Regions from separate parts of the Homo sapiens genome. Here region 1 is linked to region 2. Evidence: chromatin contacts called from ENCODE Hi-C or POLR2A ChIA-PET data. All regions are on one chromosome and are shown on one strand. Each heading gives the region's core, a stretch centred on a gene start or an enhancer-like site at or near the end of the contact. The rest is flanking DNA. Distances are from core to core; before and after follow the strand shown.

Region 1 (3,544 bases), core at 523-3,022, 570 kb before region 2:
AAGCCGGGGCGCCTCCAGTCATTCCTCTGCGCAGCCCAGGCCTTGGCTTTAACTCTTGTAATACACCAGCACCATTTCACCTTTTAGATGTGTACCGGGCTTGGCATAGTGGTCCCGAGGGGGCCAAGCCGCTCTTTGCTTCTTAAATCTCAGTATCTGCTCCCCGCCACAGGTTACCCAAAGCTAACAACGATGCCAACACTGTCACCCCCATTTTTCTTTGTGTACCATGTGGGTGATTTCTACTGCCCAACCCTGATAAAAGCTAGGGTCTCCCAAGGACCAGTGTTTGTGCTGAGCTGCATTCAGAGAAGCGTATTCTTGTTGCCAGGTGGTAAGTGAAAACGAATTTCTATCTACAAGTAGCCTGAGCCACACTGCTCTGCCACATAATAGCTGCAGAGCCTGGGTTTGTTACTCTTTCGGAGACTTGGTTTCTTCAGCTGTGTAATGGGGGCAGTCAATACCTACTTCATGGGATGACCGTGAGGATTAACAACATATATATGTAGGCTGGGTGTGGTGGCTCACACCTGTCATCCCAGCACTTTGGGAGGCCAAGGCCAGCGGATCACCTGAGGTCAGGAGTTTGAGACCAGCCTGGCCAACATGGTGAAATCCTGTCTCTACTAAAAATGCAAAGTTTAGCCGGGCATGGTGGCGGACACCTGTAATCCCAACTACTCAGGAGGCTGAGGCAGGAGAATCGCTTGAACCTGGGAGGCGGAGGTTGCTGTGCTCTGGGAGACAGTTGAAAGCCAGACCTGATCGGAAAAATTCTGGGCAAGTCCTATCAATTAGGAGGTGGTAGTTATTCTTTCGCCCAATCATTCCTCCTTGAGATTTTTACTGAGCACCTACTATGTGCTGGGCTCTGTCCTAGGTGCTGGGGATACAGCAGTAGATGAGAGAGATGAGGTCTGTGCCTTAATGAGGGTATTACCAACCAGTGAGAGGTTGGTGTTAAAATGTCACGGGTTTCAAGATACGGGGTTCTGTGATCTGATTCATGCTACTCCCTCCCAAAACACCAGGGCCACAGGAGCCATGCACAGCTGAAAGGCAGTGCCTATGAAAGCTTGCCTATCTGATGCCAAGCTTCTACGAACATGGCACATGCAAACAGACCTGCTGGTGAGGCACGGTGAGATGACACGTGTGAGGTCATGGCGCCTGCACACCCACAGTTCCCTGGGAACTCGAGGTGAATGTGTTTGCCTGCCTCACATCTTCCTGAGTGGTGTCTCCAGTCCCGAAGAGCAGCCTCTGGTACTGCTCTGTTGGCCTCGCGTTGCATGTGGATCTGGGGTTTGAAAGGCATCATTGAAGTCTAGTGGTGGAGGGTGGGTTGGGGGAGGACTAGGAGGATGTCTTACGGTCCCTGGAAGCTAATTTGGGGGGCATGTCCTGTCTGGTGTTGCTTGGCTGGCGTCTGATGCATTTCTCTTCCAGGAGCTCAACTCGAAGCAGGTGGCTCCTCTTGCCATCTTGGGGCTTGGTGCCTTCCTGGCCACAAACTGATCTGCCAGTGACATGCTCTCCTCCCAGTGAGCCCCTTTTACTAGAAACCAGAGTCTCAGAATCACCATGTCTACTCATCCCAAGAGCTGGGGACAGTTTGGCACGTGGTGTGGCATCTTTCTCGTAAGCCCCAAGGTCTTGCTCATAAAATGGCTGGTGGCAGGGTGCTTGTGAGTCTGCTGTCTGGGCTGGTTTCCGGAGGCCTCTGGTTTGCAGAGAGCGTCAGTGACTCACGCTGCTCTGCAGGTCGCCGGCCCAAAGCTGTCTGCGCACACTAGGGCGCAGTGAGGCCTGGGAGGGGCCCCTCTCAGCAGGATGTGAAAATGCATCTCTGAGAGCATGGCTGATCTCAGCCCTGCCCATTCTGAAAATGCAGAAATAGCTTCAAAGGTGAAAGTGCTTTGGTGGAAGAGGGTGGACTGGCCATCATCAATTCAGTCTGTTAACAAGCATCCTCTGTGTGAGGGCTGAGACACACTGCTGCTGCTAATAGAAAGAGCTGCTACTTTTGGTTATTTCTTAGCTTGGCATAGTGCCATATATATGCATTCCCATATTACAGATGAGAAAAACTGAGACTCGAGGACTTAAAAGATTGGCTCTGATTCCCAAAACAAGTAATGTGGTACAGAGTTCTTATGATGTGCCTTGCATGTTTGAAGAACTTTGCATGCATTGACTCAGATTCTCTCTAAAAGCCTTAGAAGCTGGGAATAGTTTTTGCCCACCTTTAACAGAGGAGGCACAGAAAGGGTTAGGATTTGCCTCAAGTTCTATGAAAGGATGTGGCAGAGCTGGGATTTGGACCCCAGCTGTCTGTGTGTCCCTGGGACTCTGACCCCAGGGTGTGAGCCCCTCGCCAGGACAGCTGAGAAAGGGAGGAGCTGTTGGCTGCAAGAAACAGAGATTTGGGCCTGATCATGGGCAGACAAGCAGGATTCAGATGCAGAGGAAAAAGAGGGCCTCCTAGGCATCAGCCAAGCGACACAAAGGTGTGGCGGTGGGGATATCAGGGTCTGCTCCTTGTTCAACCCCTGCCACGGACCAGCCATGGGATGCTGGACCTAAAATAGAGGGATGTCTGCTTACCTGAACCTCGATGACTTCACTGGCCAGATGCCTACCTCGTGAGCATAGACCGAGACTTTGGAGAGGAATGTACTTTGGGGACTGTGTCAGTCAGCTCGGGCCACATAACAAAATATCATAGACTTAGTGGCTTAAACAACAGAAATTTATCTTCTCACAATTCTAGAGGCTAGCAATCCAAGACCAGGATTCTGGAGAATCCTGTCAAGATCAGGTTCTGGAGAGGACCTGCTTAGGTCCTGGCTTGCAGACAGTCACCTTTTCTCCCATTGTGTTCTCCTGTGAGACAATGAGACTGACCTCTGGTGGCCCTTCTTCTTAGGCCACTAATTCCATCACGAGGGCCCCACCTTCATGACTGCACCAAGTCCTAATTATCTCCCAAAGGCCCCATCTCCAAATACCATCACAGAGTGGTTTAGGGCTTCAATATAGGAATTTGGCTGGTGTGGTGGGGGCATAACTTAGTGTGTAGCAGGGACTGTATAGGTGAAAGGTTTGATCAAGGGGTGAATCAGGAGTGAAGGTTCTGTCTGCCTGTTCTGGGAACTACTGTCTTTTAGGAACACCTGGTGCAGTGTCACCCATGAATACAGTCCTTGCTGGTCACTCCAGGTGGCCTTTGAGATGATAGCAGTACGTGCAAGGGCCACGCATGTGGATCTCACTTGGAGAAATTTAAGACAGAGCCTGGTCCCTACTCAGATCTTGAGAAATTTCTTTGCAGGAAGCCTAGTGGCTTCTCTTGCCTGTGAATCTGGAAGGTATGGAGGGAGTATGGTTGACATCTCTTATGGGAAATCCAAGACTTAAAATACAAAAGATAGATCCAAAGGTTTGTGGAAGAAACTGTGACATGGCCAGGGATGCCTCTGCTTCCAGGACGTGCGCTTGAGTTGGGCTTCGGGAGAATGTGGATGTGTTGGGGGGAGGT
Region 2 (3,821 bases), core at 1,272-3,771:
GGCTGGGCATGGTACCTCATGACTGTAATCTCAATACTTTGGGAGGCTGAAGCCAGGGAGGGTCACTTGAGGCCAGGAATTTAAGACCAGCCTGGGCAACATGGTAAAACCCCATCTCTACAAAAAATTGAAAAATTAGCCAGGCATGGTGGCATGTGCCTGTAGTTCCAGCTACTCAGGATGCTGGGGCAGGAGGATCACTTGAGCCCAGGAGTTCAAGGCTGCAGTGAGCTATGATCAGACTCTCTGGATTAGAATCCAAATTCTACCTCTCAACAGTTACTTGTGTGCCTTTTGGCAAGTTACTTAACTTCTATCAGCCTCCATTTTATTATCTGAAAAATGGGGATTAAAAACAGTATCAACCTTGGCCAGGTGGAATAGCTCTCATGCCTATAATCCCAGCACTTTGGGAGGCCAAGGCAGGCTGATCACTTGAGGCCAGGAGTTTGAGACCAGCCTGGCCAGCATGGCGAAACCCCATCTCTATTAAAAATACAAAAAAAATTAGCCGAGTGTGGTGGTGCATGCCTGTATTCCCAGCTACTCGGGAGACTAAGGTACGAGAATTACTTGAACCCGGGAGGCAGAGGTTGCAGTGAGCTGAGATCATGACACTGCATTCCAGCCTGGGGGACAGGGCAAGCTCCATTTCAAAAAACAAAAACACTAACCTTATTCAACAAGTAGAGTGCTTAGTACATATTAAGAGCCCATCAAATCTCAGACACTATCATTTTAAAAAGGACATTCAGATTTTACGAAAAATCTTGTTTTATTCAATGTTAGCAATAAATCTACACTTTAAAAAAAAATACTGTTCAGGCCCAGTAAAATGTAACTCACCCATTTGTGACCTCTGGTGTCTGTCTTTTCATACTGTCTCTGTGCTCAGTACATGTATGGGCATGTGTTAGTGTGCGTATGCACGTGTGTACATGGCTAAAGGCAGCAGAGGTGGGGACTACAGTGCCATCTCAGACAAGGCAGCACCTCTGTGGCCTGCTTTGTTCCATTAGTAAAATAGAAAAGATTTTTCTCATACCAGGAACAGGAATGAGGACACCTCAGTGCTGGCTGCTTCTGGGAAAGCCTCTCCTTCAATAATACCATGAAATGCAGTCCTCCCAAGACCTGTCAGGCCTCCTGCCATCTAGCCCTACCTTCCCTCCTCCCTCCACGTGCTTCCCTTTGGTTCCTTTAAAGTGCCCAGCCTCACCCCACAGGGCCTCTGCACCTCCACTCCCTGCCTATAGCGCCCTGCTCTCCTTTCTCCATGGGGTGTGGCCCTGCTTGTGTGTGTGGGTGTTTGTTTGTTTGTTTTGTTTTTTTTAAGATGGAGTCTCACTCTGTCGCCCAGGCTGGAGTGCAATAGCGTGATCTTGGCCCGCTGCAACCTCTGCCTCCCGAGTTCAAGCAATTCTCCTGCCTTAGCCTCCTGAGTAGCTGGGATTACAGGCAAGCACCACCACGTCCAGCTAATTTTGTATTTTTAGTAGAGACGGAGTTTCTCTGTGTTGGTCAGGCTGGTCTCGAACTCCCAATCTCAGGTGACCCACCCGCCTCAGCCTCCCAAACTGCTGGGATTACAGGTGTGAGGCACTACACCCGTTCTAACTTTGTATTTTTAATAAAGACGGTGTTTCACCATGTTGGCCAGGCTGGCCTCGAACTCCCGATCCCAGGTGTTCCACCTGACTCAGCCTCCCAAAGTGCTGGGATTACAGGGGTGAGCCACTGCGCCGAGTCTGTCTTTCTGGCTTCCATCTAACTGTCCCTGAGCACCTGATCTCATATAGCCCCGGCAGGCACTCTGGAGCCACCCAGATTCCTGGTCTTCACAGCCCTCATTGCCCTCTGAAATTCTTATCTATTCATGGTCCACGCCCTTTAGAATGTGGGTTCTAAAACAGAAGCTGCTGAGTCAGCACTGCTCACAGGCCAAGACCAGAGCCTGGTCCAGGAGACAGGGCCCATATGGGTGGCGGATGCATAAATGCACACGTGCATGAATGAATGAATGAGTGAATGAGTGAGTGAGTGTATCCTTAGCAAAACGACATTGGGTGAACCCAAGATGGAGGCTTCTCTCGTGCTGCTGCCACCCTGGGGTTCTGGCTGTAGCAGGGCTGAAAGGCTGAATCAGCCACGTCATGTGTGTGTGTGTGTGTGTGTGTATGTGCAGATGTGTGCGTGTGTGTGTGTGTAGAGGTGGGTGGGTGGGAAATGGGCCAGGAAGCATATGCCAAGGGCTCTAGCCTCAGAGGCCTGGCTCAGCCAGCACATATGCTTGTAAAACTCAGACGAAAGTGCCGACTCCCCTTCCTCCAGCCGATTCCAATTTTACGCTCCCAGCGTTAATACCAATCTGGTGGAGAGTGTGAGGCGAAGCTGAGGAATGTGTACTCGCGATGTCTGAACTGTCTCCAAAATGCCTGCCAGTGAGGCCAGCCCAGCCAAGCCGCAGCCAGAGAGGCTGAAACCTGGGCCAGGGCAGCTCCGACTCCGGGGAGAGGAGACGCACACGTCCACCCACACAGCCAGGATGTGGTGGCTGCAGGTGAGCGAGAGGGCCCACCGCTAATCTTAGCCACCCTGAGGGCTGGGTGCAGGGAGCATGACTGATTTCTGCATATTTTCCTCTTCAATAAAGATATACTACTTTTATAATCAGCTGAGAGGGAGGGAAGGAAAGCCTCATTGTTTAAAAATATATTGGCAAGTACTGAGGAATTTGAACACATTTTCCCCCCTGGACACAGGGGTCTTGCCATGTTGCCCAGGCTGATCTTGAACTCCTGCGCTCAAGTGATCCTCCCACTTCGGCCTCCCAAATGCTGGGATTACAGGCCGAGCCACTATGCCTGGAGAATTTGAACACTTCCACCAAATAATTCCCAGCTTCAGAGCATGGGTCCTGTCCAGAAAGGTGTGTTGACATCCAGGAGGGGGGAACATAAACTTTGAAACCCCAGTTCTACCACTGCCCACCTGTGTGAACTCAGGAGCGTCACTTCTCATCTCTGTGCCTCGGCGGCTTTTTCTGTAAAATGAGACTAATAGCAGGACCTTGCTCCTGGGGTTGCTGTGGAGTTGAAGTGAGTTCTTATGTGTAAAGCACTCATAGTCCCTGGCTTGTAGTAGGCATTCAAAAGTACTAGTTTTTGTTGGCTGGGCATGGTGGCTCATGCCTGTAATCTTGGCACTTTGAGAGGCCAAAGTGGGCAGATTGCTTGACCCAGGAGTTCAAGATAAGCCTGAGCAACATGGCAAAATTCCATCTCTACAGAAAATACAAAAAATTAGCTGGGCGTGGTGGCACACACCTGTAGTCCCAGCTATTCGAGAGGCTGAGGTGAGAGGATCGGTTGAGGCCAGGAAGTGTGACTGCACCACTGCACTCCAGCCTGGATGACAGAGCGAGAACTTGTCTCAAAAAAAAGTTAGTTTTTATTAATACAACTGATAAAGGGTCAAGTTCTGGCCTGAGAGGTCACCTCATGGTTTCCAAGCTCTCACCTGGCAGGTCACACTGATTCTGAGGGCAGGGTGGACTTACACTCTGTGGAAGCCACTGACACTCTAGTCACCCCAGGACCCCCGGCTGGCAGGGCAGAACAGTGACTGTCCATCCTGGACAAATTATCCCTCTCTCAGCCTTGTGGACAACTACAACCACCATAATAGTTTGTCCTTGCTGAGCATCTGCAAGATGGCAGGTGCGGGTCTCATTTAATCCTCACAATGACTCTGAGGGGTAGATGGCACATTCCTTTCCTGGAGATGGGGGTCTTCCTTGAAACTGACTCTAAGGGGGTTGG

What was found. Hi-C counts contacts between places; a loop is a spot of excess contacts on that map. ChIA-PET counts read pairs that join two places held with the same protein, here RNA polymerase II (POLR2A). Pooled maps may share reads with other maps.
Region 1: a loop to region 2 is called in a pooled map, with 4 times the contacts of the local background. The contact joins two enhancer-like sites. A Hi-C loop is called at or near these places in 1 of 37 single-sample maps with no recorded cell type and 2 of 50 pooled maps. POLR2A ChIA-PET finds 5 or more read pairs at or near these places in 1 of 52 experiments (OCI-LY7).

Annotation. Positions count from the first base shown.
Region 1 is chr20:51,403,044-51,406,587 of GRCh38, reverse strand. The region is part of intron 9 of NFATC2 (nuclear factor of activated T cells 2); the gene reads left to right. Among named protein-coding and RNA genes, the nearest start is that of MIR3194, 48 kb to the left of the region's middle. RefSeq lists an enhancer at 1,542-1,701. Within about 2 kb of position 1,772, at least 6 of the 41 ENCODE cell types and tissues checked have a DNase peak (open chromatin) inside an H3K27ac peak, as active enhancers do; they include OCI-LY7, where a contact is called at or near this core.
Region 2 is chr20:50,836,356-50,840,176 of GRCh38, reverse strand. All of the region lies in intron 3 of BCAS4 (breast carcinoma amplified sequence 4), which reads right to left. Among named protein-coding and RNA genes, the nearest start is that of BCAS4, 43 kb to the right of the region's middle. RefSeq lists silencers at 2,198-2,247, 2,508-2,587 and an enhancer at 2,046-2,874. Within about 2 kb of position 2,521, at least 12 of the 41 ENCODE cell types and tissues checked have a DNase peak (open chromatin) inside an H3K27ac peak, as active enhancers do; they include OCI-LY7, where a contact is called at or near this core.